5 separate regions of the Mus musculus genome follow, and all the other regions are linked to region 3. Evidence: chromatin loops called from intact Hi-C (ENCODE). Cell type or tissue: left cerebral cortex. All regions are shown on one strand. Each heading gives the region's core, and the rest is flanking DNA. Links, peaks and the distances in the headings are about the cores only.

Region 1 (6,105 bases), core at 719-5,718, 110 kb after region 3:
AGCTACAGCCCATCCCAGGGCTCCCTCCTGGTTACTCACCTCTCCTCTTCCTAGGCCCAGCCTGTGGTTGTCATGGAAACATAGAATCACTATAGGGGGAAGACTGGGGGAGATGCTGCTCTTGAAGGGCACGGATGCCTGCCAGATGTGATAGCCACATCTGGATCTATGAGAGGCTAGAAGGGTGAGGAAAGAGACGAGACCCACCCCCAGCTTCTGGTGTAAGGAGCATAACCGGGGCAAGTTGAATGTATTCCCTCAGAGAAGGAAGTGTGAGCCGTACACACTTGGAAGGGAGAATGAGCTGAAGCAAGTGGTGCAAGCCTGGGAAAACTGAGGCAAAGCCTACCTGGGCTATAGCGTAAGTTCAAGGCCAGCCTGGGCAACTAAGTGAGATCCTGCTCAAATTAAAACAAACAAACAAACAAACAAACAAAAATAACTGAGGGATGGGGATATAGATCTTCATGGGAAAGCATTTGCCTAGCATGCAGGAGGTCCAGTGGATAAATGTGTTTGCTGTGAGCGCCTAATGAACTGAGTTCTAGTCCCAAAACCCAGAGTAAAAGGAAAGAAGAAGCCTGAAAGTTGTCCTCTGCCCTCCACACACTCATGCCTGCAGCTCACACCCAACGGTCATGCGCACAAACAACAACAACAACAATAAACCTAGCAGAAGGAAAGAGGGTGTGGCTGAGGATCAATCCTCGTGGCCCAGGCCAGCGCTTTGCACAGGTCTATAGCTCAAGGTCTCAATTCAAGATCCTGTGCTGCTCAGCTCAGGCAGGGCTCAGCACAAGAACACAGGATAGTCAGCACCGTGTCTTACGGCCCTGAAGCCTAAGACCTGGCTGCCCTTCAAGGCTGTAGGGGTAAACATCAGCCAGATGTGACAGGTGTCTTCTGTCACTCTCCACCATTCTCTTGAGACAGGGTCTCATTAGCAGCCCTGGCTTCCTACTTCCTACTTCCTCGGGGATAGAATTAAAGAGGTTAAAGGTTTTGTTCTTTTTCTTGCCTACTTTATTTTTGAAACAGGGCTTCTCACTGAACTTAGGAGCCTGCCATTTCTGCTACATGGACTTACCAGCAAGCACCCTTACCCAGGATCCACCTGTCTGTGTGCCCTGTTCAGTGCTGAGGTTACAGCATGAACAACCATACCTGGTTTTTATGTGGGTGCTGAATGTGTGCATGGTAAGCACCTTACCCCACTGAGCTATCTTATCTCCTTTCAGTGGCTATTCTTGAAAGCAAACTGGCTAGGTGATGGTGCACGCCTTTAATCCCAGCATTTGGGAGGCAGAGGCCAGCCTGGTCTACAGAGTGAGTTCCAGGATAGCCAGGGTTGCATAGAGAGACCCAGTCTTAGGGAGAAGGAAAAGGAGGAGGAGGAGGAGGAGGAGGGGGAGGGGGAGGGGGAGGGGGAGGAGGAAGAAGAAGAAGAAGAAGGGAGAGGAGGAAGAAAAGAAAGAAGATCAGGGCCAGGTGATGGTGCATGACTTTAATCCCAGCACTCAGGAGGCAGAGGCCAGTAGATCTCTGAGTTTGAGGCTATCCTGGTCCACATAGTAAGTTCCAGGGTAGCCAGGGCTAAATAAAGAGATTCTGTCAAAAAAAAAAAAAAACAAAAACAAAAAAAACAAAACCAGAGTTTTTAATGTATTTTCTCTAATGATTTCCAAATATCTCCCATTTCAAAGATGAAACTGATTCCAAGTGACTTAAGTGAACTGCTCAAGACCACATGGCATGGCTAGTATAGCTGTGATCGGGTCTAGAACACAGATCTTTTTGCCAGCAGCTGTCCGCCAGCCCCAGATCTCCAGCACTACATTCCACACTCCATGTAAGCAGACTGCTCTGGTCCCTGGGTCTCAGGCCTCTCAGGCTTTGAGAGAAGAGGCTCCTTGCCTAAAGCCTGTGACCTTGAATCAGAAACCATCCCATGCCCTCCCTCCCTTGGCACCTGCTCTATCGCTGAGGTCACCAGGGCTCCAGGCCCAGCCCTGAGGCCCGTCCCTGTAGCTTTGGCAGAATTGGACCTCTCAGCCTTTTGGCAACTAGACTCTCCAAAGGAATCAAGACAGGGGTGAGAGGACTTTTCCTCACTGGCCTCCTTCCCAGAACAGCCCATGGGTGGGAGAAAGGAACTTCCACGGGGACAGAGGCCCAGGAAGGAGGCCTCACCACACTGCAGGTATACTGGTCAGGCTCCAGAGCTCTGGTAACCGTTCCGGAATGACTACCCTGCACAACCTTCTAGAGGCCAAAGTTCTGTGCTTACCACTCCGTCCCGTGTAGAGAGCTCAGAAATTCATTTATGTCCCTCTTCCTCTGAATCCCCAAGTCAGGACAGGTCCCTCCTAGAGTCACTCCCAGAGGGAGTACTTTAGCCTGTACCTTGATCCATGTGGACTTCTCCAAAGCAGGGCCCGCACAAACCAGGAGCTTACTTTGAGAGAGTATCTTGCCTTGGCTCAGACTGGCCCCCAACTCAGGAATCTCTTGCCTCCAGGTGCAGGTGCCGTATTAACTGTTGGCTCAAGCCAGAGCAGCGGCACACAGCTGTAACCCAGGAGACAGAGGCAGGAGAATCTTTAGTTCAAGGTCAACCCCTGCTACACATTGAGATGCTGACTTGGTAATAATTAAACAGAAACTGCTGAACTAAGGAATAGGCTCCACTGAGGTTCCCTTACTCACCTGTAAAAAGGGGATGATACCACCTACCAACGAAAAAGTTGAGTGTGACCATGCCCTGAAGTAGGCTACAACCATCAATAGTCGGGTCTTATTTAATAACGTACTTTAAGGTGACAAGCAGTCTAGTGGCAGAAGTCAGGGGAAAAAACTGACTTCAGCAGAGGGTCGCGGCTTTCCGGGAGTTAAGGTGGCCGAGGCCGGAAGAACCCTCTGAATAGACAAATTGTCTTCGCGGAGTGAAGAACGACCCTGGCACAAGCTCAGAGGTCAGTAAATAAAGCCTGAAGCGCTTTCAGGCAGCGGCGACGGGTGGGACTGCGGAGAAAGGCGCAGGCGGGAGACATTCCGCAGGGAGGGGCTAGCACGTGTGGGGCTAGCATGAGGGAAGCAAGGTCACGTTCTCCGCCAGCAGGTGAGGCGCTGGGCAGCTCAGCCATCCGCGGTGTCCAAGGCAACTCTTTTCCACTTGTCTGGTAGGAGCAAGAGGGCTCAAAGGCCACTAGACCATGCTCTCTGTCCAGGCTCCAATTCTTTTTTACTTACGGCGACCGCGTCATTCCTCTCCGAGCCTCTGAGCCTCTTCTACAAGAAGAGGACATAGGACCGTTGAGATGGGTTTTTGGGTAAAGGCCCTTGCTGTCAAGCCTTGACAACCCCAGTTTGATACGTGGGACCCACACGGTGGAAGCAGAGAAGGGACTCCCGCGAGTTACAACGAACGCCCCAGTCTCCCACCCCTTCCCCATAAGTACGCCTACACGAGCATACACAATATAAGAATAAAACCACAGCGAATTAAAAAACAAGGCGGCAGAAGGATCAAGCGGCGTTTCTCCAGCGTGGCACCAGCTCAAGGGCGAGTTTCCTTTCAGTATGGCCGGGGGATGCTCTACTTGGGTTGCGGGAAGCGCCCCGCAGCCAGGCCAGGGATGGGTTAGATGGCACCAACAGGACCGCGGGCGCCGCTGACGTAGGCGACGGGAGGGCTGTGGGGGATGGGCCCCAGCCCTTTGCGGGAGTGCAAGCCCCGGCTTCCTATTTCGGGAGCGAGGGGTGTGGGCCACTTTCATCATGTGATGCGAGGGCTATTTAAAGAGGCTGTCCAGCCGGGAGCTGCGGTTCTCAGTGCCTGCTCGCCTCCTCACTCATCGCACCATGGCGGACGCCTTTGTCGGTACCTGGAAGCTAGTGGACAGCAAGAATTTTGATGACTACATGAAGTCACTCGGTGAGCGAACGAACGGCGCAGGATCTAGGGTCAGGAGGGCCGGCAAGGCGGTCTTGGCGCTGAGCTCCCAGGGGGAGTGCCCCCATGTGCCTCCCGCAAGCTCCTAGCCAGTCCAGACAGGGAATACTGAGGTGCGGAGGGTGGCCTGGGCTGAAGCCACTCCACTCCACCCCACCCCACCCCGGCCTCCTGGGAGGGGGGTGTCGCGGTCCAAGCTTGGCGAGCCTCGTAGCTGGAGGGGAAGGGTAGAGGCAGCTGTGGCCGCAGAGGTCCGGGATGGGAGGCTTTCTAGGAAGCAGTGTAGGTGATCCGGAGGTGGAAAGGGGAGGGAAAGAAGGGCGGGAGGCTGGCCGCAGGAGAAGGCAAAGAGGAGCATGGTGGTCCAGAAATTGAATTCCGAAAGGGAATAGAGCAGATAGGAGTGTACAGAGCCTGGAGGAAGACTAAAGAAAATCAGTGAATTCCATCTGGGAAGAGGTGAAGATACAGCCAGGCAGTCAGCAACAAGCCCTACCCCTCCATGTTGGGGTAGTGAAGAGGCCTCTCTCTGGAAGATGCCCTGGTTCTCACCAGCCTGACCTTCACCTACAGTGTGTGCAGCCACCCCTGGGATCAGTCGGAGACGCTGCTGCTAGAGCAGGGCAAGACGACCACTACACATAGGCTTCCCGGCCGCACCAGTCGGCCACCGGATCAGTGCTGGGGATAGGGTGAAGAAAGCCTGGGATCGAGCAGAGGGTGTCAGAAGAAAGGTGAAGAGCTATGAAGGGAGAGTGTGGCTTGGGGCTGGGGAAATTGTGTGGTGTGGGCGGTGACACAACGCCTTTAACCAGCACTCTGGGAAGCAGAGGCAGGTGAATCTCCCGAGTTCTAGGCCTGGTCTATACAGAGAGAATTCCAGGACAGCCAGGACTACACAGAGAAACCATGTCTTGAAAAAAAAAAGAAAGGAAGAGTCCCATGATTTACTTAATAGGAAGACAGCTTGGGACACATGAGCTCATCGCCTCATAGGAAAGCCCAGGATTTCTTTTTGAAGACTGAACTAGAGCCTTGTGCATGCCCCCTACTGCTGAGTTATACTCCCCACTCACACACACACACACACACACCCTCTTTTTACTCTGTGTAACAGGTTCTCACTAACTTCCCCAGGTTGGCTTTGATCTTGTAACCTGCCATCTCGGCCTTCCAAATAGTTGAGAACCCAGAACTACCTAGAGTTCTTCCCATTTCAACAGTGGGGAATGTCACATGAACCACTTATCCAAGACGGCCCCAGCCCTTCCTTTCTTGCCTTGAGCTTAGATAAAGACCTCTACCTGCGGAGTCCCTGGCTATATCATCCTGGTCTAGGAGGCTGGGGCAGGGAAAACAGGACTGTGTCATGCCTGAGCTAGCTTCCACTCCGTCTTCCCCGGGAAGGAGGGCTGGAATCGGACATGTTGAGGGATGTGTGTAGTTGCCTCTCACCTACTTCCAGCTCTTCTCTGAAACAGGCCCACAAAGCAATTTGTCCTTTTGGTTTGGGGAATGGAACCCAAGGCCCTTTGCCCGTGCTAAGCAAGCACTGCGACTGCTGAACCACATCTCCAGACAGGGCTCCCACCGGCACCTACCCTACCCTGAGGCTCTCCAGGAAGGCAGCTGGTCTTGTCTTTTAAGACAGGGTTTTACTGTGTATCCCTGGCTCTCCTGGAACTCCCTAAGGAGACCAGGTCCTGTTGTCTCTGCCTCTCCCGCACTGGGGTTAGAGGTATGAGCCCACACCCAGCTAGTTGGCTGTCAAGTTAGGGAGTACTAGATTACCTGGGCTTAGTTCTGTTTCACTGAGCTGCCGCTGCCTTCCTAGACTTCTTTTTGCCTCAGGGCATGTTGTCTTCAGGCCATTGTTCTGTGGGTGCTGAACCCAGCTTTAGTCAGGGGACTGAAATTCTATTTAGCCTAAAAATATCGACAGGCTGAAGGCCAGTAAAGTCTAGATGCACCCCAGCTTCCAGCAGTAACTGGCTTCACTGGCACCCTACACCTACCTGTAGGTGGGTCCTGGGAAAACAGCTTGGTTCACTGCTGAAGCCCAACTCACACAGATACCAGTAGGCAAAGCCAAGCCTCTCACTTCTTGCTGTGTAGCCAAAGCTCCTGACTTATCCTATAGAACCAAAGGTTCT
Region 2 (6,105 bases), core at 794-5,793, 95 kb after region 3:
CCCTGTAGCTGCAGTTACAGGTGGTTTTATGTCTCCCAACATGAATGCTGGGTCTGATTTCAGGTCTCAGAAAGGAGCAAGAAGCACTCTTCGCCCCTGAGCCACCTGTTCAGTCCCTTATGTTATTCCTACTACGTGTGTTTAGTTTGAGCATGTGTGAATGTGAATGTGTGTGGGCACAAGCATCACAGTGCAAATGCAGAAGTCAGAGGACAATTTCAAAAGCTCGTCTCCCCTCCCACTGTGAGGTTTCAGGAACCAAACTCAGGTCAGTAGGCTGTGCCCAGGCACCTTAACCTGGTGAATCATCTTGCTTTCCCTTGTTTTGAATTTTGAGATACAGTTGGGCTATTTAGCCCTAGCCTGGAACTTTTTTTTTTTTAAAGATTTATTTATTTATTATATGTAAGTACACTGTAGCTGTCTTCAGATACTCCAGAAGAGGGCGTCAGATCTTGTTACAGATGGTTGTGAGCCACCATGTGGTTGCTGGAATTTGAACTCCGGACCTTCGGAAGAGCAGTCGGGTGCTCTTACCCACTGAGCCATCTCACCAGCCCAGCCTGGAACTTTTTATCAATCCTCCTGCCTCAGCCTTCCAAAGGCTGAGATCACAGTTATGCAGTGCCAATCTCAACTTCACAATATTTTAGTAGCTCTGTGACTAAACAAGAGTTTTGTTTTGTTTTGTTTTTACATTGAACCATCAGAAAGCAAAGGGATCATGCAGACATGGTAATACACACCTATCATCCCGGCACTGGGGAGACTGAGGCAAGAAGTGTGCCAGGAGCAGGGGTCCAGCCTGGGCTACATAGTGAGCACTGGATCTGAGTGCCAGAGCTACATAGCAAGTCTCTGCTTTAGACAAACAAACAAACAAATGAAGGTTTCCAGCAGAGCCTGGTGGCCAGGACCTGTGATACCAACTACTTGGAAGACTGACTTGGGAAAACCAAAAGTCAAGGTATTCCTGGGCCACAGAGCAAGTTCTAGGTCAATCTGGGCAACTTTGTGCAACATTGTCTCAAACCCAGAAAGTACAGTGAGCATGGTGACACACAGTTGCCACCCTAGCATTTGGGGACAGGAAGCTCCCCAGTTCCAAGTCATTCACAACTACACAGTGAGTTTGAGGCCAGCCTAGGATCCATGGAGACCTTGTTTCAAAAATAAACAAATAAATAAGCAAGTAAACAAAAGAGGGCTGGAGAGGTGGAGAGGCGGCTCAGTGGATAAGAGCGCCGGCTGTTCTTGCAGAGGCCATGAGTTTGAGTCTCACTATCAATATGGCGGCTTCCAACCATCTATAACTGCAGTTCCAGGAGAGCTGACATCCTTTTCTGTCCTCTGTGAGCACTGAATGCATGCGAGGGCATAGATATAGATGCAGGCAAAAACACCTATGCACATAAGTTATCTTTTTAAAAGGTGTAAGGGTGTAGACCAGGGCCAGACCATGGTCCAGCTTATACAAAGCTCTCAGGTTCTATCCCCAGCACTGGGGGGTGGGGGTGGGAATCCAGGGGCTAGAGAAGATAGCTCAGTGGCTAAGAGGATCTGCTGCCCTCTATGAGGACCAGAGTTGAGATCTCAGCACCCATGTCAGGCAGCTCACAGATGAGTGTAACTCCAGCTCCAGGGGGCCCAACACCCTCTTCAGGCTTCTGAGGACATCTTTGGAAATGCGCATACCCTCCTACAGACAGACAGACATATACATAATTAAAACAAATCAAAGTAATAATGGATATTTTTACAGAAATTAAAACCACTCATAGCTCACGGGCCAAGTAAAAGATCACTGCTTGATCTGACTTGGTTTCACAGGTCGACACAAACACTGGAAACAGCCAAAGGCCAGGAAGTGGCTGGTCTGGGAGCAAAGTGGTATCCTGCTTGAAGGGTGGCTTTTTTTTTCCTTTATTTGATTTTATGTTTTAGACTTTTAAAATTTTATGTACTCCTTTTACATCACATATCAGTCCCCTCTCCTCCCAGTGCACCCGTAGGTTTCTATGTTACACACACACGTGTTTTTCCTGCATGTATATATACACACACATCTGAATATACATATATATATACATATATATATATATGTATGAATGTATGTATGTATGTATGTATATGTATGTGTATGTGTATGTGTATGTGTGTGTGTGTGTGTGTGTGTGTGTGTGTGTGTGTGTGTGTGTGTGTATGCCTATATGTCCTGGTGCTGGGGAGGTTGGAGGAGGGCACTGGGTCTCCTGGAACTCCAGGTCAGTGCTGGGAACTGAACCTGAGTCACGTTGGCCTCAAACTCATGGAGAGCTGCCTCCCAAGTGCTGGGATTAAAGGTGTGTGCCACCCCTGTGGCTATCCCAGAAAGTATTTTTAGTAAAGCATTAACTTTTATCAATCCATGGGAAGAAGCAAGAATTATCTTCTTATTGATCCTCATTGATCTAAAGACACGTACGTTCTCACAGCAGAGCGGAGATGAGGAGGAATCTGGCCTCAATGACAATCAGTACCCAGGTGGAGGGGTAAACCCCCAGAAGGGTAGGGACACTGTCAGCCACCCAGAATATGCAGCTTATTGGTGTCAGAAGGCCCAGCTCAGAGGCCAGCTCTGCCCCTAACTCTCAGGGTGACCTTCAGAAGTCTTCTAGTCTGGTCCAAATGAGGACGAAGTGTAAGGTGCTCCTAACCTGGCTCTTTGGTGCCCCCTGGTGGACACATTGGTGCATGACGCCATCTGCTTCCAGCTCCTGACCCTAGAGAAACTCAGGTGTCCATGCAGTTCACTTCCAGGTCTCAAGAGGAAGAGAAGGATGTCTCGGTGCCAGAGAAACCCTCAGATTCGTTCCTGTCACTTACTCTAAATCTCTCTGAACCTGTTTCTGTCTCTTAGAAAGGAATGAGTGGTCTGAGCCCATAGGTTGGGGTGTGGCTCTAAGCCAAGTTCTCTAGCACGCAGGAAGTTTGGTTGGTTCTACAGCGCTGCCCAGACCCAGTATGCTGCACACCTGCAATACTGGAATGCAGAAGCGGAGGGAGGAGGACCAGAATCTCAGAGTCAAATGGAGTTCAACAAAACAAAACAGGATCAGTCCAGGGTTTATGACCTAGGTTTAACCACTCCCTGATATCATTAAAAATAATTAATAAGGCTGAAAATTGTAGGTCACACCATTGACCCCAGCTCTTGAGAGGCAGAGTCAGGTGGATATCTGTGGCTTTGAGACCAGCTTGGTCTACACCAGTGGTTCTCAACATTCCTAATGCTGCGACCCTTTAATACAGTTCCTCGTGTTGTTGGGACCCCCATCCATAAAAATTCATAACTTTATTTTTGCTGCTGTTGTGAATTATAATGTGAATATCTGTGTTTTCCAGTGGTCTTAGGCCACCTCTACAAACAGCTCTTGAAGTAGTCATGGCCCACAGGTTGAGAACCTCTGCTCTATATGGTGAGTTTCAGATCAGCCAGGGCTAGACAGTGAGACCCCCTCATCGAAGAAGAAGAAGAAGAAGAAGGAGGAGGAGGAGGAGGAGGAGGGGAGGAGGAGGAAGAGGAGGAAGAGGAGGAGAAAGAAGAAGAAGAAAGAAGAAGAAGAAAGAAGAAGAGGAAGGAAGGAAGGAAGGAAAGAAAGAAAGAAAGAAAGAAAGAAAGAAAGAAAGAAAGAAAGAAAGAAAGAAAGAAAGAAAGTCAGGTGTTGATGGTCATGTCTCTTTAATCCCAGCATTCCAAAGGCCAGTAGATCTCTGAGAGTTCAAGGCCAGCCTGGTCTACAGAGTGAGTTCCAGGATAGCCAGAGCTACACAGAGAAACTCTGTCTTGAAAATCAAAAGGAGGGCGGAAGAAATGGCACAGTGGTTAAGAGCTCTGGTCACTTCCCAGCAACCACTTGGTGGCTCACAACCATCTGTAATGGGATCTGATGCCTCTTCTGGTGTATGTGAAGACTCACATAAATAAAATAAATAAATCTTTTTTAAAAAATAAAAGAAAATAAAAAAAAATAAAAAAAGGAAGGAAAAGAGAGAGAAAGAAAGAAAGAAAGAAAGAAAGAAAGAAAGAAAGAAAGAAAGAAAGAAAGAAAGAAAGAAAGAAAGAAAGGCAGGCTTGTTGGGGTAGGTGGGAACAGAGGTACATCTGGACCTCAGAGGACACCCTCAGCTTCTGTCTTCAGGGGCATTCTGCCTTTTGATTGAGACTGTCTCTCACCAGCCTGTCTTCACATAAAGGCCAGGCTAGCCCACAGGTTTGCACAGGCTCACCTCTCACTGAGAAGATGGGACATGGTATCACTTTTTTTTTCCCTGTCTTTTTTTCGAATTTTTGAGTCAGGGTTTCTCTGTGCAGCTGCGACTGTCCTGGAACTCTCTCTGTAGAGCGCACTGGCCTTGAACTCACAGAGATCCTCCTGCCTCCACCTCCGAGTGCTGGGATTAAAGGTGTGAGCCACCATGGCCCCACTCACATTTTCCTTTTTTTTTTCCCCTAAGATTTATTTATTATATGTAAGTACACTGTAACTGTTTTCAGACACACCAGAAGAGGACATCAGATCTCATTACGGATGGTTGTGAGCCACTATGTGGTTCTGGGATTTGAACTCAGGACCTTCAGAAGAGCAGTCAGTGCTCTTACCTGCTGAGCCATCCTGCCAGCCCTACATTGTGGGGGGTTTTTTGTTTTTGTTTTTTCTGGGAACACAAGCTCAGGTCCTCGAGGCGGGCGCTTTGGCAACTAAGCAAGCCACCTCCCTAGCCCAAGGCTTGGTTTCTCATGGCATTACCAAGCTGTGCGAGCTCAGGATCCCAGGGCCCCACTGGTTCCAACATTCAGGAATTGAAGCAGGAACTAGGGCCTTAGGGAGATTAAGAGCTGTGGGAATCGGTTCCCACCGGGGTGGGGTGCCTCTTATCTATCACTCCAACACATGGAGGCTGGCATAACGCTTCATCTGAGGGCAGCATGGGCATTATCTAGTGAGCTCTAAGCCATCCAGGGCTGCAGTGTAAGATCCTGTCGCAAAAGACAAAAACAATCATCGCAGGGCAACAGAAGGCCACTTAGCATTGAACACAGGGTCTCTCCCACACCTCCTCCCTGTCTTGTTTTGGAGGTTAAACCTAGATCCATGTGTGTGCTCAGCACGCTTAACAGTGAGCCAAATTTCCAGGCCCATCTATTTTTAAAAAATAATAGTTTTTTTTTTTTTTTTTTTTGGTTTGGTTTGGTTTTCTGTTCGAAATGGGGTCTCACTGTTGCCCAGGCCGTGTTCAACGCCAGACCTTGCAGTCAGTGCTGGCCGTACAGTAAACAGCGTTCAAGACATAATCTTTACCCTTTGCAAGCTAACCAAAGGCACTTATTATTGCAAAGATGTTTACACTCTAGTCTGAACAAACCGCAACGGGAATGTGCACAAATTAAGTGTGTCACTGGGGTGAACACGGGCAGTCAATGACTATGGCGGGCCGAGTGGATCTCAGAGTAGGTTACGGAGCTGGGCCGCAGCCAAGGGCAAGGCAGGGCTGCCCAGACCTAATAATGAAAAACAAACTCACATTCTGATATGCAGGAACAAATCTATGGTGCCTCGTTGGCGGCTTGGATCATGTGGTTCCTGGATCAATTCTTGAAATAGGAAGGATTGTCTTTGGGAAGTCCAAATTACACCCCTGGCCTCAGGGCCACGCCTCCTGGGCGTGGCTAGGGGGAAACTAGGTTATCGGTAAGGCACCATAAAAGCCAGCGCTCCCTTGGTTTCCACCACTGAGAAAGTCCCTTAGACCAGGAAACATGCCACTGTGAAGTGTCTGTGACTGACCACAGGCTCCTCAGTGGAAATGCGATTGACATAAAAATACCAACCACAACCCGGGAGGTGGCGCTCGCCTTTGATCCCGGCATTTCGAGAGCAGAGGCAGTTTGATCTCTGATTTTGAGGCCAGCCTGGTGTACAGAGTCGTTACAAGCCGACAATTGTAGAAAGGGAAGCTCCCAAACGGGGTTAATGGGGGGACTTCCTGGGATCCCCACGGGGAGCTGCGTCTGTTTTCTGGGGTTGTGATGTTCCTTGGAAAGGGCCACAGAGGTGGGTAAGA
Region 3 (6,105 bases), core at 579-5,578:
TATTAACTAGCAACGCCATCTCTAGATGCTTAGCAAGGTCGCTGGTCCAATTTCAGGTCTGTAGTAAGAAATGCACAATGAGATAGCAGGGAGGGGAGGAGAACAGGAGGGAGGGAGAGGCACACAGAGAGAAACACAATGCAAAGGGTTTCCTGATGCTGAACATGCATTCATTGCTTAGGCTTGTCAAAAAGGAAAAAAAAAATCAAACATACTCGGGATTAAGCCTGTAATAACTATGCACCAGTGAGCAGGGAGTCAGTGGGGGAACACAAGCCCTGCGCTGTGGGGCTGCACTTGGCAGCCATGGTGGCAAACCCTGACAAATGGCCTGCTTTCACAAACAAATGACTTACAAGAGGAAAAGAGATAGAAAGGCTAAATAGGATGCTAGGAAACATCAAAGCAAGCACAGCTCTGACAATGAGGAACCTGATCCTCTACCTTCTCCTGGGGCTCTTTAAGCTGTGTTCGGATTGGCTTCCTGTTACTGGGACCAAACACTCTGGGCACTAGCGAAAGCCACTTGGGAAAGAAAAGGGTTTATTTCAGCCTAAACTTCGCTGAGTCCGGGCAGGACCGGGCAGGACCTCAACGGCAGGAACCTGGAGGCAGGAATGGAAGCAGATACCGCAGAGGGACACTGCTTGCTGGTTTTGCTCGGGCTGGTTCGTGCTCACCTCTGGCCTGATCGCTGTTGGCACCATCCACAGTGGTCTGGACCCTCCCACAACAATTTACAATCAGGGCTGTCCCCACAGGCGTGGCTGCAGAGCGATCTGGCAAGTTGACATAAGGATTAACCAGGACAGTTGGGATCTGGTGACAACGTTGTTGTCTTGTTTCAGCTGGATGGACCGCAGTAGGGTGAAAGGTTGAAGGTTTTTTTATCATAAAAATTAAAATATAAATTACACACCAATCGTGACGATTAGAGGGTTTCAACAGAGTGGCATTGGAAATCTCCTAGGAGACAGGCTTCTGGGCGTGTCCTCAAGGGAGTTTCTAAGTTGGGTTCAATAGGGTGGGAAGACTCACCCTAAATATGGGGTGCGCCATTGCCTTGGCTGGAGTTCTAGACTGAATAAAACAGAGAGAGAGAGAGGGAGAGGGAGAGGGAGAGGGAGAGGGAGAGGGAGAGGGAGAGGGAGAGGGAGAGGGAGAGGGAGAGGGAGAGGGAGAGGGAGAGGGAGAGGGAGAGGGAGAGGGAGAGGGAGAGGGAGAGGGAGCGCTAGCTCTCATGCTCACGAGCCAGCTGAGCAGCTGCAGTTTATCTCTCTGCCTCCGGTTCCTGTGACCAGCTGTCTTGAGTTCCTGTCACCCGCCTTCCCTGCAAGTGATGGGCGATAGCCTCAAACCCTGAGCCAGAACAACCCTCCCTTCCTCAACGCCGCTTTTGTTTTGTCACAGCAAGAAAACATCGAAATTGTACAAACCCAAAACCATATCCAAAAAAAGGAAGTTGGGGTGATGTTTTCTCTTTGGGGACAGGGGTGAGAACCTGGGGGGAATACAGGGAGAGCCTCTTCGGCAAATGGTAGTGGCCAGGCTTTGGCTTTAGACATGAGCCACTACCCGGCGCCTTGTTTTACACGGTATTTTATTTATTTATTTATTTATTTATTTATTTATTTTAAAGATTTTTTTAAAAAAAGATTTTGTTTTAAGCATGTGTGTGCATGTGTGCATTCATGTATGCATGTGCTTGTGTGTCTGCTTCAATATTTTCAGGTATCCCTGGAGGTCAATAAAGGGCCTTAGATCCTTTGGAGCTAGAATTACAGGCAGCCGTGAACTGCCTGACGGGAGCTGGAGACCAAGCTCAGAGCCACTGGAAGAGCGTGCCTTAACCACTGAGTCATCTTCCCATGGCGCCTTTGTTTGTTTGTGTTTGGTTTGGTTTGGTTTGGTTTGGTTTGGTTTGGTTTGGTTTGGTTTGGTTTGGTTTGGTTTTTCAAGACAGAGTTTCTCCATGTAGCCCTGGCTGTCCTGGAACTCACTCTGTAGACCAGGCTGTCCTCAAACTCTGAAATCTGCCTGCCTCTGCCTCTGGAGTGCTGGAATTAAAGGTATATGGTACCACCGCCTGGCTTCTATGGTGGCTTTTAATCAGTGTGGTTTCTTGCATTTGTGCTGTATTTAAGCATAAAACCGATCTGGGGACTAGGAAGATGGCTCAGTGGATAAAGGCACTCGCTGCCAAACCTGACCTCAATTTGATTCCCTGAAGCCACAGGATGGAAGGAGAGAGCCAACTCTCCCAGGCTGTCCTCTGATCGCCACATGCATGCCATGGTATGTGCCCACCCCTTACTCCCCCACCCCCTAGTCCCTCACCTCTGACAAAGTAAACAAATAAATATAAATTAATGTTTAAAATTTTTAAATTTCACTGTAGAGTTTAAGTATTTTACTTTTTAAAGCTTGATTTTTTATTTATGTGTATGAGTGTGTGTGTGTGTGTGTGTGTGTGTGTGTGTGTACTACCTGCATAGGGATGCCAGCAGAGGTCAGAATAGGATGTTCCTGGAGTAGAAGTTATAGGGAGACTTGTAAGTCACCTGATGTGGGCTCTGGGATCTGAATTCAGGTCCCTGCAAGAGCAACATAGGGTCTTAACTGCTGAGTCACCTGTCCAGTCCTTGGATTTTGTTTTAAGGAGAACCTTCCAGACTACTTATTAAACACGCAGACTCCTGGTCTCACCTCCCAGAGATGATCCAGTGGGTCTGAATGAAGATCAGCTTTAAGCAACTAAGATGTTTGACGACAACAATAGCGTCTAACTTTGGGGGAAGTTATATAAGAATTTCAGGTATTTCCCTCTTTTTACAAAGCTCCCATTGCTGTGTGGATGCCGTGTATATGCCGGTAACCCCAACAGTCAGGAGACTGAGGCAGGAGGCTAATGAGTTCCACGTCTCCTCTTTGACCTCCTAGGTCAGCCCAGACCTGTCAGCCTCTCTGGTCAGTGCTTCTGGGCCAGCCTCCTCCCCAGCCTATGAGCTGTCTTCTGTATCCTCTGATTCCATCTGTGCGTCACCTTCTCGGGCACTCCCTGAATTCCCTTCGTCATCCAGCACGTTCTATCATTCTCTAGTTTATCTCCTTATCTACTTCCTGTCTCCCTCCACTCCCACAAGGATGCCCTTGCAAAAGAGCTGTGATCTCTCTTGTTCCCTTCCTGACTAACCCTGGGGCCCACGGCAATGTGGCAAAGAGTAAGTGCTCAGTAAGCATTATGAATGAATGAAGTAGGCAAGGACAAATGACTACTGAGAATCGTCTCTCTAGACTATTAGCGCCTCAGAAGGTGTGGGGTGGGGTTGCAAAAGAAAAAGAGGAAAGGGGGGTGGTGCTGCAATGGATCAACGTGTCTTGCCACCAATTCTGGTTTCAGGATTTCGATCCCCACAACTCCACAAAGGTTGGAAGAGAAGGGAACCAACTCTTGGAAGTTATCCTTTGGTTGCCACGTGGTCATCGTGGCAAGAGTGTGTCCCCTGGAAACACACTCACACACATACAAAATAAACGAAGGTTTAAAGGGGCGGGGACGGGTGAGAGGCGGGGATGGTGGTGGTGGAGACTCATTTGGCCTTTGATAACTGGAGTTCAGAAACCCAATGGGAGCTCAACCCAGGCGCAATGCCGATCACGGCCAGTAGGTGGTAGAAAGGCACCGTGGCTGAAGCATAGACTAAGCAGGGCACCTAGCACCTGGGTTGATCCTGAGCCATGTTTGCTGTGCTCAGACCTCGCTGAAGAGTGGGACCCACCGAGGACGGTAGACTTTAATCCCTGGCTTTCGTACTGGCGAGGGGACCCAGGGAAAGCTGCTTCTACATGTGGGTAGGAAAAAGTCCCGAGGACTTCCGGGGTCGTGGGTGGAGTCGGGATCTGCAGAGATCCCGGGCCACCTCAAGTGTCAGGCATCTCCCAGTCTTTGTACCTCCATCAACCTCCACCCACTCTGTACCTGTGCCCACGGCAGGACACGGATGAGGACAAACCGACAGCTCTCTGACTCCAGCTGTCCTTGCACAACCCGCAGCGGTGCGCAGGCGAATCCTCTCCCAGCCTTGTTCTGGCTGTGTGCCTGCTCCCTTCTGGGAACAAGAAGCTCCTCCTGCCCTCTTCTCTTCGTGATGGCCTTGGTACTTGAATCACTGGGAAGCGAATCTGAGGAAAATTCAGCCTGCTGGCTCCAGTGCTCTACACAGGCTTCGATGCATCACTCGCCCTCCACCCTGCCCTGCTTGGCTTGAGGGCTAACCCGCTTCCCGCCTGGCTTCTAAGCCTTCTTTCTCTTCCTTGACGGATTTTGCTCTTGGAATTCAGAGCATGATTTCTCACCCTAAAATGAACCCTCCCTCTTCCTTTGGTCCCCGTCTTCCTGCAGCCTTCCCTTCCGTTTCTGCTACAGTACATCTCCCTGAGGAGCTGTCCGTGCTGGGCTCCCTCACACTCCTTGGACCCCAGAAGCCCATCAGTGGCCTCCGCCTCATCTTGTTTTTTCCCTCACCTCATCTCGTTTCTTTCATCAGCAGCCTTGGATACAGCCGAGCATCCTTTTCTTCTTTTTCTACTGCTGATGTCCTTGACCCAGAACTGTGGAGGCCACCCAATATTGTCCCCTCTCGTTCTCTCATCTTGACCTCTCCTTAGAAACTGGTTCTTGTAGGGTGTAGGGCCCTCCAAACTTGTTGAAGCAGAGCCTTGATTTCCACCCACCCAACCCCCATTCCCCACCCTAGCCATGAAAGGGCAGCCCTGGCCCTAAACCTTGAAGTCCGATTTTGTTGTTGTTGTTGTTGTTTTGTTTTGTTTTTCGAGATAGGGTTTCTCTTGTATAGCCCTGGCTGTCCTGGAACTCACTTTGTAGACCAGGCTGGCCTCGAACTCAGAAATCCGCCTGCCTCTGCCTTTGCTGGGATTAAAGGCTTGCACCACCATGCCCGGCTTGAAGTCCGATTTTACTTCCTCTTATACCCATCTGTCGGGCTGCCTGGCGGTGTTACTGCTGCTCAGAGGAGGCCGATTGCAGTCCGTGACGGGGTCTCCAGGCATCTTTCTCTATCGTTCTCCAAGGAAGCAGAAGGGATGAATTTCGAGGATCTCTGGTCTAGCCTGAACGAAAGGTTCCAAGGGGCTCTGGTCTGGCATGAAAGCCTGTGCAAGTAGCCTGGGTCTCTCCCGCTACTGCTACCATCCAGCAGCGCCAGTGCCAGAGGCAGCAGTGGTGGAAGGTGGCGAGTAGCATGCAGTCCGGAACCACAGCAGGAGCTGTGAGGCAAGCCAGAGGCAGGAAGTACGATGGACAGCGAGAAAGGCGAGAAGTAGCACCCGGCCCAGGGAGCGCCAGCAGTGGCGGTCAGGAGCACTGAGCCCAGCTTGCAGGCAGATCCAAGGTCCAGCAATGAAGGCTTCAGAATGCTTCCGGAGAGAAAACTGATCCAGTGTGTCACAGCTCAGTAAAACAGATACTCTCCGATGACTCTTGGTGAAATAACTCGTGCACTTTATTCCATGTAGATGGGGACATGATAAACATTTTGGGAGGAGGGTGTGAACCGGGAGTAAATGCTTCCCAATAGCTCAGTCTGAGATACTAGGGATGCTCTATTTGCATGGGGAAGGACTTCAGGTGTTGTCCCTGTGGGACTGGTTGTCATGGCCCTCTCCATGGGGGGTCATGGTTACCTGTTCTGAACAAGTAGAACTTGGCAGGGAGCTGGCTCCATGCCTGCCTGTCTCAATTCTGAGATTCCCCAGGATTTGAGCCTGCTTGATCTGACTAGTTCTTCTGTCTGATGGCACAGCCCTCTGGCCCTACACCCATCCCTCCTCCTCCTCCTCCTCCTCCTCCTCCTCCTCCTCCTCCTCCTCCTCCTCTTCCTCCTCCTCTTCCTCCTCCTCCTCTTCCTCCTCCTCCTCTCCCTCCTCCTCCTCATTTTAAAGATTAGTTTACATATTTTTATGTGTACAAGTGCTCTGTTTTCATGCACACCAGAAGAGGGCATCAGATCCCGTTACAGATGGCTGTGAGCCACCATGTGGTTGCTGAGAATTGAACTCCTCTAGAAGAGCAGCCACTGCAGCACT
Region 4 (6,105 bases), core at 337-5,336, 47 kb after region 3:
TGAATCGGTACAGCCTGGACTTCAGTGATGGGCCCTGGGTCAGTTCCCTGGCCCTTCAGCGGTGTAATCTTGGGCCTCCAGACACTTGCTCATCTCTGAATGGAGATAAAAGGAAGGTCTTTGGGGCTGGCAACATGGCTCAGCATTCCAGAGCACACACTGCTCTAGCAGAGGACCCAAGTTTGGTTTGCAGTCCCCACACTGAACAATTCACAACTACCTGTAACTTCAACTTCAGGAGATCTGATACTTCCCTCTGGCCTTTGATGACACCCACATACACTTAAAAACGAAATAAAATAAATCTTAAAAGGACCTGTGTTGGCTGGTCATCCCAGAGGAAGAACTTCAGTTAAGAAAATACCTCCATGTTGGGCAGTGGTGGCGCACGCCTTTAATCCCAGCATTCGGGAGGCAGAGGCAGGCGGATTTCTGAGTTCGAGGCCAGCCTGGTCTACAGAGTGAGTTCCAGGACAGCCAGGACTATACAGAGAAACCCTGTCTTGAAAAACCAAAAAAAACCAAAAAACAAAAAAGCAAAAAAAAAACAAAACAAAACAAAACAAAAAACCCACAAACAAACAAAACAAAACAAAACAAAATACCTCCATAAGATTGGGCTGAGGGTCCTGAGTGCTATAGGAGAGCAAGCTGAGCAAGCCATGAGGTCTAAGCCATAAGATACAAGCCACGAGGTACAAGCCATGATGTGTGTGATGGTTTGTATATCCTTGGACCAGAGAGTGGCACCATCTGAAGGTGTGGCCTTGTTGGAATAGGTGTGACCTGGTTGGAATGGGTGTGTCACTGTGGGTGTGGGCATAAGATACTCACCCTAGTTTCCTGGAAGTCAGTCTTCCACTAGCAGCCTTTGGATGAAGTCATAGAACTCTCAGTTCCTCCTGCACCATGCCTGCCTAGATGCTGCCATGTTCCCACCTTGATGATAATGGACTGAACCTCTGAACCTGTAAGCCAGCCCAATTAAATGTTGTTTTTTATAAAACTTGCCTTGGTCATGGTGTCTGTTCACAGCAGTAAAACCCTAACTAAGACAAGGTGTAAGCCATGAGGTACAAGCCATGGGGTGCAAGCCATGAGGTGCAAGCCAGTAAGTAGCACAGCTTTATGGGCTCTGTATCACTTCCTGCCTCCAGGTTTCCCACAGTGATGGACCAACTGGATTGTTACCATAACGTGTATGTGTATATCAAAACCAACCCCTCTCTCCCCAAGTTGCTTTGGTCATGGTGCTTTATCACAGTAGAAACCCTAAGTACCACAGGACCATTTTAAAAATGCAAACTTCTTCTCAAAACAGGCTGAGAACCCCTCAGATCTAAAGCTAGTTCATCATTCTTTGCTAAGGAGTAGTAACATTTATTTAACTGTACCCATTCCTTCACAGATAGATTGGCTTGAAATTTGCTTCCAGCTTTGTTACAAGCATTGCTACCCAACAGTATCTTTGATATTTCCAACCTGCCTGCATCCTTCCATGCCTCTGTGTGTGTGTGTGTGTGTGTGTGTGTGTGTGTGTGTGTGTGTGTGTGTGTCCCTGCATCCTGCCATGCCTGTGTGTGTACCTGCATCCTTCCATGCCTATGTGTGTATACCTGCATCCTTCCATGCCTCTATGTGTGTGTGCCTGCATCCTGCCATGCCTCTGTGTGTGTGTGTGTGTGTGTGTGTGTGTGTGTGTGTGTGTGTGTATGCCTGCATCCTGCCATGCCTGTGTGTATACCTACATCTCTATGTTGTGGAAATATTAACTATGAACGGCAAGTTCCCTCACTACACCCAGCTACTCTCAATCCCGGCAGTCTCACCATCGAGTTCTTATCTCGTGGAGACTATCTGACTCAGAGCTCCACAATCTCTCCACCCAGCTTGCTAAATACCCACTGGCAGTTGCTACCACGACAGCCCATACTTCAAAACCCCCACGGCCTTTGTGGTGCACATCTGGCAACCCTGCACTGTGCCAACATACCTTTCTCTCTTGAACCCAGTCGAACTGCTGCGTGAAGGAAAACTCCACACAAAGTTAGTTCAGAAACAATGGTAACTCAATCGCTGGGTGCAACAACTAGAATCCTAACCTTTTAAGCCATATTAAATTTAAATCTTCCAGTGGCAAATCCCGGCAGATTCACCATATAAGCCAGGAGACACCAGGAGCTACATCTTTCCCTCTGGCTATCCTGGTCCAAAAAGACCCTAACTCTCTCCTGCTTCTTCTCTTCTTCTGTCCCGTCTACTCGCCCAGTGATTGGCTCCTTTATTCATTAGGAGAAGGTTCACAAGAAGTCACCTGAGTATGTGACTCATTTCTTGTTCCAGACAACCCCTCCTGGGAAATCAGAATTAACATCCAAATACAGGCATCACCGGGGCCATCCACATCTGTCCATAACTGTGTGTGTACCTACATCCTTCATGCCTGTGTACCTGCATCCTTCATGCCTGTGTACCTGCATCCTTCATGCCTGTGTACCTGCATCCTTCATGCCTGTGTACCTGCATCCTTCATGCCTGTGTGTATACTTACATCTGTCCATCTCTCTCTCTCTCTCTCTCTCCCTCTCTCTCTCTCTCTCGTGTGTGTGTGTGTGTGTGTGCGTGCGTGTGTGTGTGTGTACTTGCATCCTGCCATGCCTGTGTGTGTACCTGAATCTGTCCATCCTTGTGTTTGTACCTCTGTGCACCCTTGTCTTTGGCACCTCCACTCTTTCGTACTTACATTTCATTCTGTAATACAGATTACAGAATTTTCTAGGTGAAAGTACATGGGTAGCTTTCATTTAATCAATAATATTGCTTTGGATAGAATGAGTTCATGTCCAGTCTGTACAACTTGGAGTCTCAAATGAAAAAAATAAAAGTAAAAAATATAGCTCAGTATGTGTCTCAGTAGTACAGCACTATTTGCCTGTTATGCCAGAGGCAAGTAGGTTCATTCTCTAATGCAGGAAACAAATTGCTTTGACAATTGTAGTGACCCAGTACCACAAGCAATGGGCACAATCCCTTCCTCTGCTCCCCACCTGACTGTCTCAGCCCAAGTCTCTCCCTGTCACCGCTCAACTGTCGGGATTTCTTTTGCTCCACCTGGATAGAAATTGTGGTCTACAGATGCTGCTCCCAGGCGGCTTCCCATCCGTCTTGCAAAGACAGGCATGAGCAACGGCAAAGAGCGCCCTCTAGTGTTAGACTTGCTATGCAGGCTTCTGAATCAGGCCCTTTGGCCCTTCCCAGCAGCCAGGGTAACAACTTCTCAACCTGGATTGCTGGATCAGGGTGTGGTTCCCAGTGCCTACCAGCACAGTCAGGCAGGTTCAGGTCTGTGGGTGCAGCTAGTGGGTGACCCTGAGTCCTCCACAGTTACAACTTCAGCTGACAAGTGCCTGTACCATGTCCTCCTGTTATTTCAGCATTTGTACAGCCATTGGCGGCATTGTGCTGAGAAGCCAGGATCTTGGGCTCAGTAACCAGATGCCAGCCCCAAGCAGTGTCACTGGAACCCCAACACCAGGGATTGGAAGTTAGGCAAGAGGTGTCAGGATGGCTTCCAAGGTCACCAGGATGTCTCTATCTATGAAGCTGCTGCCTTGGCTTTCTTCAGCAGACAGTCACTGCTTCCGCTATCAAGCTGCTGGGACACTGCTGCTATTATAACGATGATGTCTGCAGCCTTCTGCAGCCTCTGCAGCCTCTGCCTTCATGTCACCAGCAGGCCTGTAATACTGAAAGCAGGCAATTCCAGAGTTTACTGCTCCAGTGTTACAAGACCAGGAAAGCAGCTCCTCACCAGGTAAGCCAGTGAGCCAATCACTCTGAACCAATCACAGGACTTGTTTAGGCCAATCACAGGCTTTAAAGTCTGTGATTTTGTACAGTCATGACCTGGCCTCTTATGCAGTCCCTCCACCAGGGGAAGTGCATCTCCTCTGGCCAAGATAGAAGGGGTTGCAGGGTTATCTAGCACACCACTACCACCACTTCCTCCTCCTCTTCTTCCACCATCTCTTCTTCCTCCTCTTCTTCCTCTTCCTCCTTCTCTTTTCCTCTTCCTCCTCTTCTTCCCTCCTCCTTTTCCTCTCTCCTCCTCTTCCTTTACCATCTCTATTTCCTCCTCCTCCTCCTTTTCCTACCTCCTCCTCCTACAGAGTCTCATGTAGCCCAAACTTGACTCGAGCTTGTTATTTGGCTAAGGATGACCTTGTACTTCTAATCCTCACGTCTCTACCTGCCAAGTGCTGGGATTACAGATATGCACGACCGTGCCCAGTTTCATTCAGTGCTGGGAATGAAACCCAGGGGTCCATGCATGCTGGGTCTACACTCTGCCAAATGAGCTGCATTCCCAGTCCTAAAGTGTGTGTTTAATTTTTTTTTACATTGAAAATTTTTATCTTATATGTATGAGTGTTCTATCTGCATATGTGCCTGTGTACGTGTGTGCCTGATGCCCTTGGAAATCAGCAGAGGGAAGGGGATCCCCTGAGACTGGAGTAACAGATGGTTGTGGACTCCCATGTGAGTGCTGGGAATTGAACTCATGGCTTCTGGAAGAGCAGCCAGTGCTCTTAACCACTGAGTCATCTCTCCAGTCCAAAGCAAATCTTAAACTTAGGTAGTGACTTCATAAAGAATCCTATAACTGAATAGAGAAGTCACCAAAAAATTGGCAATGGTAAAAGGTTTCTGATTGGGCAATAATCAAAACTTAATTCAAATTCAAATGTGTCTCTGGCATAGTTCACCTGTGTTGTGAGACTCTGATGCAGCCTTGGGTGTGAACACATGACATACCAACACACGTCAGCACATGCCACCACATGCTATCAGGTCACACAACTTCAGTGCTGCCTGAAAACTTCAGCTCAGACTCGAAACTGCTGTATATGATGATCTGCAGCATCTTTACTGTACATACAAAATCTCCTGCTCTTAGAGAAACAGCCCTGACCACCCTTCCTCCACTTACACCACTTTATACTACATTTTTATGCAAAGCGGTGCTCTCCACATTGACAGTTATAAAAGCCAAATGTGAATTGACTCTGAAAAATGTTGAAAATGCTCTGTGTCTTGTAGCATTGAAAATTTAGCCATGATTTAATTCTTTATATAAAAATAAACACATCCATTACATTGACATAAAAATATGTTTTCATTTTCATGATTGGAAAAAGTATATGTATGCAAAGAACTTTTTAAAAATAATGGTTATGAGCCTGGAGAGATGGCTCAGAGGTTAAGTACATGACTGCTCTTCTGAAGGTCCTGAGTTCAAATCCCAGCAACCACATGGTGGCTCACAACCACCTGTAATGAGACCTGATGCCCTCTTCTGGTATGTCGGAAGACAGCTACAGTGTACTCAGATATAATAATAAATAAATCTTTGGACCTGAGCAAGAGGACTTGACCGGAGTGAGCGGGATTGACTGGAGTGAGCAGAGGTCCTAAAATTCCACATGAAGGCTCACAACCATTTGTGCAGCTACAGTGTAACCATATACATAAAATAAATAAATAAATCTTTAAAAAAAAAAAAAAAGGATAACAAATGGGACAACTATGGGATCTTTTTACCTAGACTTATACATCAAGCCTTGTTAGAGCAAAAAATCCACTACAAAATGTTCCGAGCAGCCCTGGCTCTCGGGAGCCAAGGCACTCAGCTGCTGTCTTTTGTATAGTTGTCTCAGGGCGTCTGTGGAGTATTCCAAAAGGCTGGTGCTGGCATAAGGGCAGTCAGGCCTGGCTGTTTGCTCTAGGCAGCCAAGACAACAAGATTCAATAGCTGCTAATTGGGGAGTCAAGTTGCCCAGTCCTAGTGTCTTTGCTGATTTAGAGAGCATTGGATTTCAGAAGGGGTGTGCCCAACAAAACCTGCCATTAACACTAACCATGATTTTTTTTTAAACTTAAGATTTTTTTTTTAATTTTAGCTGGATATGATGACGCACACCTTTAATCCCAGCATCAGAGAAGCAGAAGCAGAAAGATCGTTGTGAGTTTGAGGCCAGTCTGATCTATAGAGTGAGTTTCAGAACTGAGAGAAACATGGTCTCAAACTTGCACCCCTCAAAACAG
Region 5 (6,105 bases), core at 659-5,658, 340 kb after region 3:
AGATGGGGTGAGTTCGGTCTGTCTTGCTGTTTGGACTGAGGGCAAGATACTAGGTAAGGAGTAGAGCTGAAGAAAGAGGAAGACCCCGGCACGTACCAAGGCTGAGATTAAAAAAAATACAAACCCAGTGATTCCCCCTCCCCCCCGCCCCGTCCTGCCCCAACCCTGAAGTCCTGCTAGAGCTAGGGTCAGGTCCAAGTTCAAGTCTTGAGAGTCCGCATTTTCTCCAGGGGCTGCAGATCCAGGAGGCTGCACAAGCTGCAGTTAGCCTAAGCGCCACCAGGGGCGCGCCTGCCTATCGTGATCCGCGCCTCCGGACAGCACTGCTTCAGGCTCCAGTGGTCCAGGGAAAACTGTACGCGGGTGGGACAGAAGCTATCCGGACCTGCAGGAAACAAGAGCAGGTTAGAAGTGCATTTGCAGGCCTGCGAGTAGGCAGACAAGGAGACCCGGATTCCCACGCCTTTTCCGTGCCCCCCTTTTCCCACCAACACTAATGACTGTCCCTCCAGTAACACCCCGCCCCCACCAGGGACCCACGTGTACAGAGGCTGCAGCTGTAAATGCGACGTCTTCTGCGGCGCCTGGTATCCATAGGAGTCAAAGCCACCGATGAAGTCAACTGAGGAAGAGAAGGGGTGAGTCCTGAAGGCTGGGTTTTGAAGGTGAAGAACACCCACTCCTGGGAAGGGGTGGGTGGGGCCAGAACAGCCACGCCCAGGACGTGGACCTGGGGATCGGGCTGTGCGTAGGAGTGGGAGAGGGGAGGGTCAAGTGTTGCGCCCCCCCACCCCCGCCCCCGGAGATTAAGAAAGGCTTGAAGGAAAAACCTCAGGCTCTGAACCCTTCTATGCAGTTAGGTCCAGTATGGGCAAAAGTGGTTCTGGGGTCTTGGACTGAGTATTTAGACATTTGGGTCTTAACCCAGAGTGGTTACGCAGACCCCATCCATCCCTGGTGTCTCTTCTTTCCTCCCAAGCTGACCCTGGGCAACCAGGAGGGGAGGAGGCCCTGTCCACGGTGCTGAAAAGACCCCCGGGGGTGGTGGTGGTGGTGGTGGGGAGACACACTTACAGCTGTCCTCCTCTTCCAGGAATACTTTGCTCACATAACAGGCAAACACGAAGCCGAACAGCTAAGAGAGCGGATAACAATCAGAGAGAGAGAAGTTGTCCCTGTCCCCTCTACCCACCCAACTCAATGCCTGTCCAAAGCAAACATTTAAGTTAAATGCTGCATGAAAAAGCTGTGAGTAGCCGGGCAGTGATGACGCACGCTTTTAATCCCAGCACTTGGGAGACAGAGGCAGACGGATTTCTGAGTTTGAGGCCAGCCTGGTCTACAGAGTGAGTTCCAGGACAGCCAGGGCAACACAGAGAAACCCTGTCTCGGAAAAACAAAAACAAAAACAAACAAACAACAACAACAACAACAAAAAAAAAAAAGAAAAGAAAAAGGAAAAGGCTGTGACTGACAAGCAGTTCACTCCTTTGTGCCCCAGTCTTCCCGGTTAGGCCTGGGTCATATCACTGGACTGTTAGGTGAAAGGATTCTATGACCCTGCCTGTGTAAGGTCCCTAAGACAAGGCTGGCCCTCCTATTAATGGTCCCAAGCAGCCCAGGCTGCCCTTGATTATTGGCTGTGGACTCGATCTGAAACCCCTTCTATTCTACTTTTTGCTTTTTTTGGAGACAAGTTTTCTCTTTGTAGCCCTGGCTGTCCTGGAACTTGTTCTGTAGATCAGGCTGGCCTGGACCTCAGAGAGCTGCTTATCTCTGTCTCCTGAGTGCTGGGATAAATGTCATGTGCCACCAATGCCCGGATGAAGCTCCTTTCTTGTTCTCAAAGCTCTGTAAGGTTGGCACTGCCCTTTCTATGCAAATAGCAAGGGAGCTTAGAAAGAGCAAATGACTTATCCAAGGTCCCCGGGGGTGTATTAGATTAGATTTCTAAGCCCAGCAGGACTTGGCCTGACGGCTCATCCCATTCATGAAACTTGCCTATGCCCTTCTTGGGGGATGGGAGATGGGTGGAAGGAGGAGGAAGGTGTCACAGGACACAGGAACAAATGGAGCTGGAATACACAGGATTCTTTTGCTTTTTCTTTCTTGGGCAGGGTAGGGTATGGAGCTCACTATGTAATCTAGGCTGATCTCAGACTTGTAATCCTGATCCTCCTGCCTCTGCCTCTTGCCTGATGGAATTGCGAGTCTATGCCACCATATCTGGCCTGTCATCTCTTAAATGGGGATAAAGAATGGATGGACTAGAGTCTGTACTTCTGGGAATATGGGGATGGGTGATGAACAGGACTCACAGCTAGGAAGATCTGCAGGGCACTACTGAGGGCTTCAATGTAAGGATAATCAAGCAGGCAGCCAGTGACCGAGATGACGTGGTGGTCCTCCAGGGCCAGGCGAGAGTTCAGAACAGGAGTCACCAGGCAGCCTGGACCATTCTCCATCCACCAGGAGCGATGCAGGGATGTGTTGAAGGTCATGATGAAGTCCCGGTCCTGGGGGGCAGAGGGGCCTGAGATACTCAGCGGTGGGGAGGGGTAGGAGGGTTCTCCCCAGGTGCCCCCTACCATGTGGATTCTCACAGCCTGCTCTTCTTTCTCTAGCTTGATTTGTGAGGGAAATGCCTGCACCTGCAAGTCCAAACCTGGCCAGCAGGTGGCAGCAGATGATCACATTGACTTCACACTGGTATCACTTGAGATGGCTATCCAGTTGAGCCTAAGTTGGAGCCTCTGAATTTCAGACTTAGAAGAACATTAACAGAGAGACAGGGTCTAACTCCCCTGGCATCTTTGAAATCTGCAATACAAGTTACCGTACAACCCAGTGGATTCCCATTGCTCTGTATGTGACTCTGGACCAATTTCTCCTCTCCTTGATCCATACTCTCCCATTTGTCAGATGGAGAAGGGGCTGGGCTAGGTCAGCTGTTTAGAGGGTGTGCATCTATGTACCCACCAATTCCTTCACTCCTTCAGTCAGACTGAGACCACCACACTAACCAGGCAGCAAACACACAGGCCTGTGATCGAGCTTCATGTATGTAACCACATGGGGTTGCCTATGGTCCATCCGCCACCCCCACCCCCGCCAGGGCTTTTGTGTGTAGCCCTGTTATACTGGAACTTGCTCTGTAAAGCAGGCTGGCTTCAAACTTAGAGATCTGCCTGCCCCTGACTCCCAAATGCTGGGATTAAAGCTTCTACTGTGTGTGTCCATCCCTGTGTGTGTGTGTGTGTGTGTGTCCACATTGGGTGGCTTCTTCAATTGCCCTTTCACCTTTTTTCTTTTAAATTTAATTATTGTTGTTGGTGGTGATATGTGTGCCTGTGTGTGCACATGTGTCACAGAACACGTCCAGATGTCTAAAAACAACTTTTGGGAGTTGGCTCTCTTTTCTCCTTCCACCACTGGAATTGAGCTTGCGTCATTTGCGTCATCAGGCTTACAAAGCAAACACTGAGTTTTCTCTCTGGCCTACCTTTTTTTTTTTTTTTTTTAAAGATTTATTGATTTGTTTTATGTATATGAGTACATTGTAACTGTCTTCAGACACATCAGAAGAGGGCATCAGATCCCATTACAGATGGTTGTGAGCCACCATGTGGTTGCTGGGAATTTAATTCAGGACCTCTGGAAGAACAGTCAGTGCTCTTAACCGCTGAGCCATCTCCCTAGACCCCCCTGCCTTATTTTTTGAGACAGGGTCTCTCACAGATCCTAGAGTTCACAAGGTTGGTTAGACTGGCTGCCTTGAAAAACCTTAGGAAATCTCTTTCTCTGCCCTTCCCCATCACCTCCCACTGTTGGGGTTACAGATACATGCCACTGGAAGGCGTTATGTGGGTGCCGGGGATCTGAACTTAGGCCTTCATGCTTGCACATCACGCACTCTAGCCAACTGAACCATTTCTCCAAGCTGGTTTGAAGGAAGCTGGGGATGTCTGTCTTGGGTTCCCTCCCCAGGACCACGTGTGGCATACGACTGTAATCCCAGCATTTGGGAAAGTCAGGAGTTCAAAGTCATCCTTAGCTACAGAGTGTTAGGGGCCTGCCTGGGCTACAAGAGATTCTGTCTTTAAGCCGGGCTTGGTGGCGCATGCTTTTAATCCCAGCACTCGGGAGGCAGAGGCAGGTGGATTTCTGAGTTCGAGGCCAGCCTGGTCTACAGAGTGAGTTCCAGGACAGCCAGGGCTACACAGAGAAACCCTGTCTCGAAAAACAGAAAAAAAAAAAAAAAAGAGATTCTGTCTTTAAAATAGATAGATAGATTGATTAATTAATTAATTAAAAAATGGGTGGGACTGGAAGGATGGCTCAGTGGTTAAGACCACTGGCTGCTCTTCCAGAGGGTCAGGGTTCTATTCTCAGCACTCACATGGCAGCTCACAACTGTCTGTAACTCCAGTTCCTTGGGTTCAGTCGCCCTCTTCTGGTCTCTGCCAGCACTGCACACACATGATGAAGGGATGTGCATGCAGAAGATGTGCATGCAGACCATGCACTCTGTGGTAATTTGAATGAGGAGTCCCTGTCATCCCACAGCCCCATAGGCTCATGTGTTTGAATATTTGGTCCCCAGTTGGTGGGACTGTTTGGGGAGGATGAGAAGGCATGGTCTTGCCCAGTGGTGGCTCACACCTTTAATCCCAGAACTCGAGTGGCAGAAACAGGTGGATCTCTGAGTTATAGGCATACCCGGTCTACAGAGCAAGCTTCAGGATAGCCAGAGCTACACAGAGAAACTCTGTCTCAAAACAAACAAACAAACAAACAAACAAAAAAGGGGATGTGATTTTACTGGAGGAGATGTGTCATGGGAGGTAGGCTTTGGCGTCCTAAAAGCCCAGTGATCTCTCTCTTTGCCTTGGGGTTGTGGCTTAAGATGTGAGCTCTCTGCTGCCAACCCCTTGCTCCGCCATCATGGACTCTAACTAATCCACTGACACCCAAATTAAGACTCTTTTATAAACTGCCTTGGTCATAGTATTTTATCACAGCAATAAAAAAGTAACTACAGCACACGCGCACACGTAAAATAAATAATAAACACATCTAAAGAAAGAACAAATTGAAGCTTAGAGAGAACAGACCATTTGCCCAGTGTCAAACTGCTGGGCAGTGTTACAGCAGAGATTTAAATGGAGCAGGGTCAAGCCATGAAGCCAAAGTTTTTATTCCTGGATTTGTCCTCCTTTATACCTAAAAATAGAAGTTGCACATCTCTGGGCTTGCTGCTCTTCCAGGCACACACCCCTGCTTTCTTTAGTTTCTTCTCCACATGACACGGTTTGTTCAATTTTCCCTGAACAAACGCTACCCTATTCTCTTTCCTTTCTGAAAAATATCGATCCGCCCTGGACCCGCCGCGCCTCTGTGTCTAAGCAATAAAATGTGCGTGTGTGACATTTTCACCTTCCTCTGAGCATATCATCATGTGCCAACACAGACCTTCAGTTTTCACTGCGCCTGTGGTCAATAGAGCCCTCGGCTCATCTTCACGGCAGGTGCCCTTTAGCCTCATCCGGGCCATTCTTGTTTTTAAGAAGCACAGAAGAAGCCAGAAACAAAAATGGGGGTCAAGCGGGCTGCACAGATTATTGGAGTGTGCAGAGGGAGAAAGGGGGTGTGGAAGAGATTATGTCCCAGCCCCCAGTAAGGACGGCAAAGGTCAAGGTGTGCTCTGCACACCACCAGGCCTGAGGCTTACCTGGGATAGCTGTCCAACTTCCAGGTAGAAGCAGATGATGAAGGCGTTCCAGCCAACCCAGAGTACAAGCCAGGCTGCATACTGCAGAAAGTAGAGGTGAGTAAGGGGGGGGGCAGTGAGTACAGGGAGGGTTATGTAGTCAATGGAGACAGACTTCAAGGGAAACTGGGGGTTACAAGTCCACACCCATCCTTCATAGTCCTGCATAGCAGACCGGTGTATCTTTTCCCCTTCACTAAGACACAGGGGCTGTCTGAGCTTCTCTGCATCACACAGCTAGGAGGCAGGGCTGGCCCTTAGCCCAGGGCCTTAGAGAGGGAGGAAGCTCCTCTAGATATATTGCAATTACTTTGAGGAGTCTGTTAAAAATACAA

The links. A loop is a pair of places that touch in the nucleus more often than their neighbours do. Peaks named below come from ENCODE experiments on the same cell type or tissue, not always from the same donor. Only the 100,000 strongest peaks of a DNase experiment are listed, where the experiment ranks them.
Region 1: a loop joins it to region 3, with 2.5 times the contacts of the local background. A loop is called at or near these places in 20 of 42 quality-filtered maps.
Region 2: it touches region 3 in a loop (9-fold over the local background); 20 of 42 quality-filtered maps call a loop at or near these places.
Region 4: a loop joins it to region 3, with 2.6 times the contacts of the local background. A loop is called at or near these places in 22 of 42 quality-filtered maps.
Region 5: it touches region 3 in a loop (10-fold over the local background); 3 of 42 quality-filtered maps call a loop at or near these places.

The regions. Positions count from the first base shown.
Region 1 is chr4:130,304,917-130,311,021 of GRCm38, forward strand. It overlaps Fabp3 (fatty acid binding protein 3, muscle and heart), which reads left to right and starts at 3,822. Exons shown (of 4, transcript NM_010174.2): 1 at 3,822-3,934. The coding sequence starts at 3,862. It overlaps Gm10570 (a long non-coding RNA gene), which reads right to left and starts at 2,789. Exons shown (of 4, transcript XR_868203.3): 1 at 2,707-2,789; 2 at 2,404-2,568. In left cerebral cortex, for the core only: a CTCF peak has its summit at 2,973; DNase peaks (open chromatin) are centred at 2,054, 3,188, 3,747 and 4,653; H3K4me3 peaks cover 3,014 bases; H3K27ac peaks cover 2,501 bases.
Region 2 is chr4:130,289,791-130,295,895 of GRCm38, forward strand. Gm10570 (a long non-coding RNA gene) reads right to left here. Exons shown (of 4, transcript XR_868203.3): 4 at 1,407-1,699. Among named protein-coding and RNA genes, the nearest start is that of Gm10570, 15 kb to the right of the region's middle. In left cerebral cortex, for the core only: a CTCF peak has its summit at 2,719 (motif pointing left); a DNase peak (open chromatin) is centred at 2,719.
Region 3 is chr4:130,195,423-130,201,527 of GRCm38, forward strand. No RefSeq gene overlaps it. Among named protein-coding and RNA genes, the nearest start is that of Tinagl1, 24 kb to the left of the region's middle. In left cerebral cortex, for the core only: a CTCF peak has its summit at 3,664 (motif pointing right); DNase peaks (open chromatin) are centred at 3,672 and 4,042; H3K4me3 peaks cover 678 bases; H3K27ac peaks cover 802 bases.
Region 4 is chr4:130,243,087-130,249,191 of GRCm38, forward strand. Gm46724 (a long non-coding RNA gene) reads left to right here. Exons shown (of 3, transcript XR_003955118.1): 2 at 3,435-3,814. Among named protein-coding and RNA genes, the nearest start is that of Gm46724, 9.5 kb to the left of the region's middle. In left cerebral cortex, for the core only: CTCF peaks have their summits at 3,211 (motif pointing left) and 3,418; a DNase peak (open chromatin) is centred at 3,199.
Region 5 is chr4:130,531,530-130,537,634 of GRCm38, forward strand. It overlaps Nkain1 (Na+/K+ transporting ATPase interacting 1), which reads right to left. Exons shown (of 7, transcript NM_025998.4): 3 at 5,732-5,812; 4 at 2,319-2,516; 5 at 1,075-1,135; 6 at 541-622; 7 at 1-385. The coding sequence ends at 376. Among named protein-coding and RNA genes, the nearest start is that of Nkain1, 39 kb to the right of the region's middle. In left cerebral cortex, for the core only: CTCF peaks have their summits at 2,668 (motif pointing right) and 4,471 (motif pointing left); a DNase peak (open chromatin) is centred at 2,674.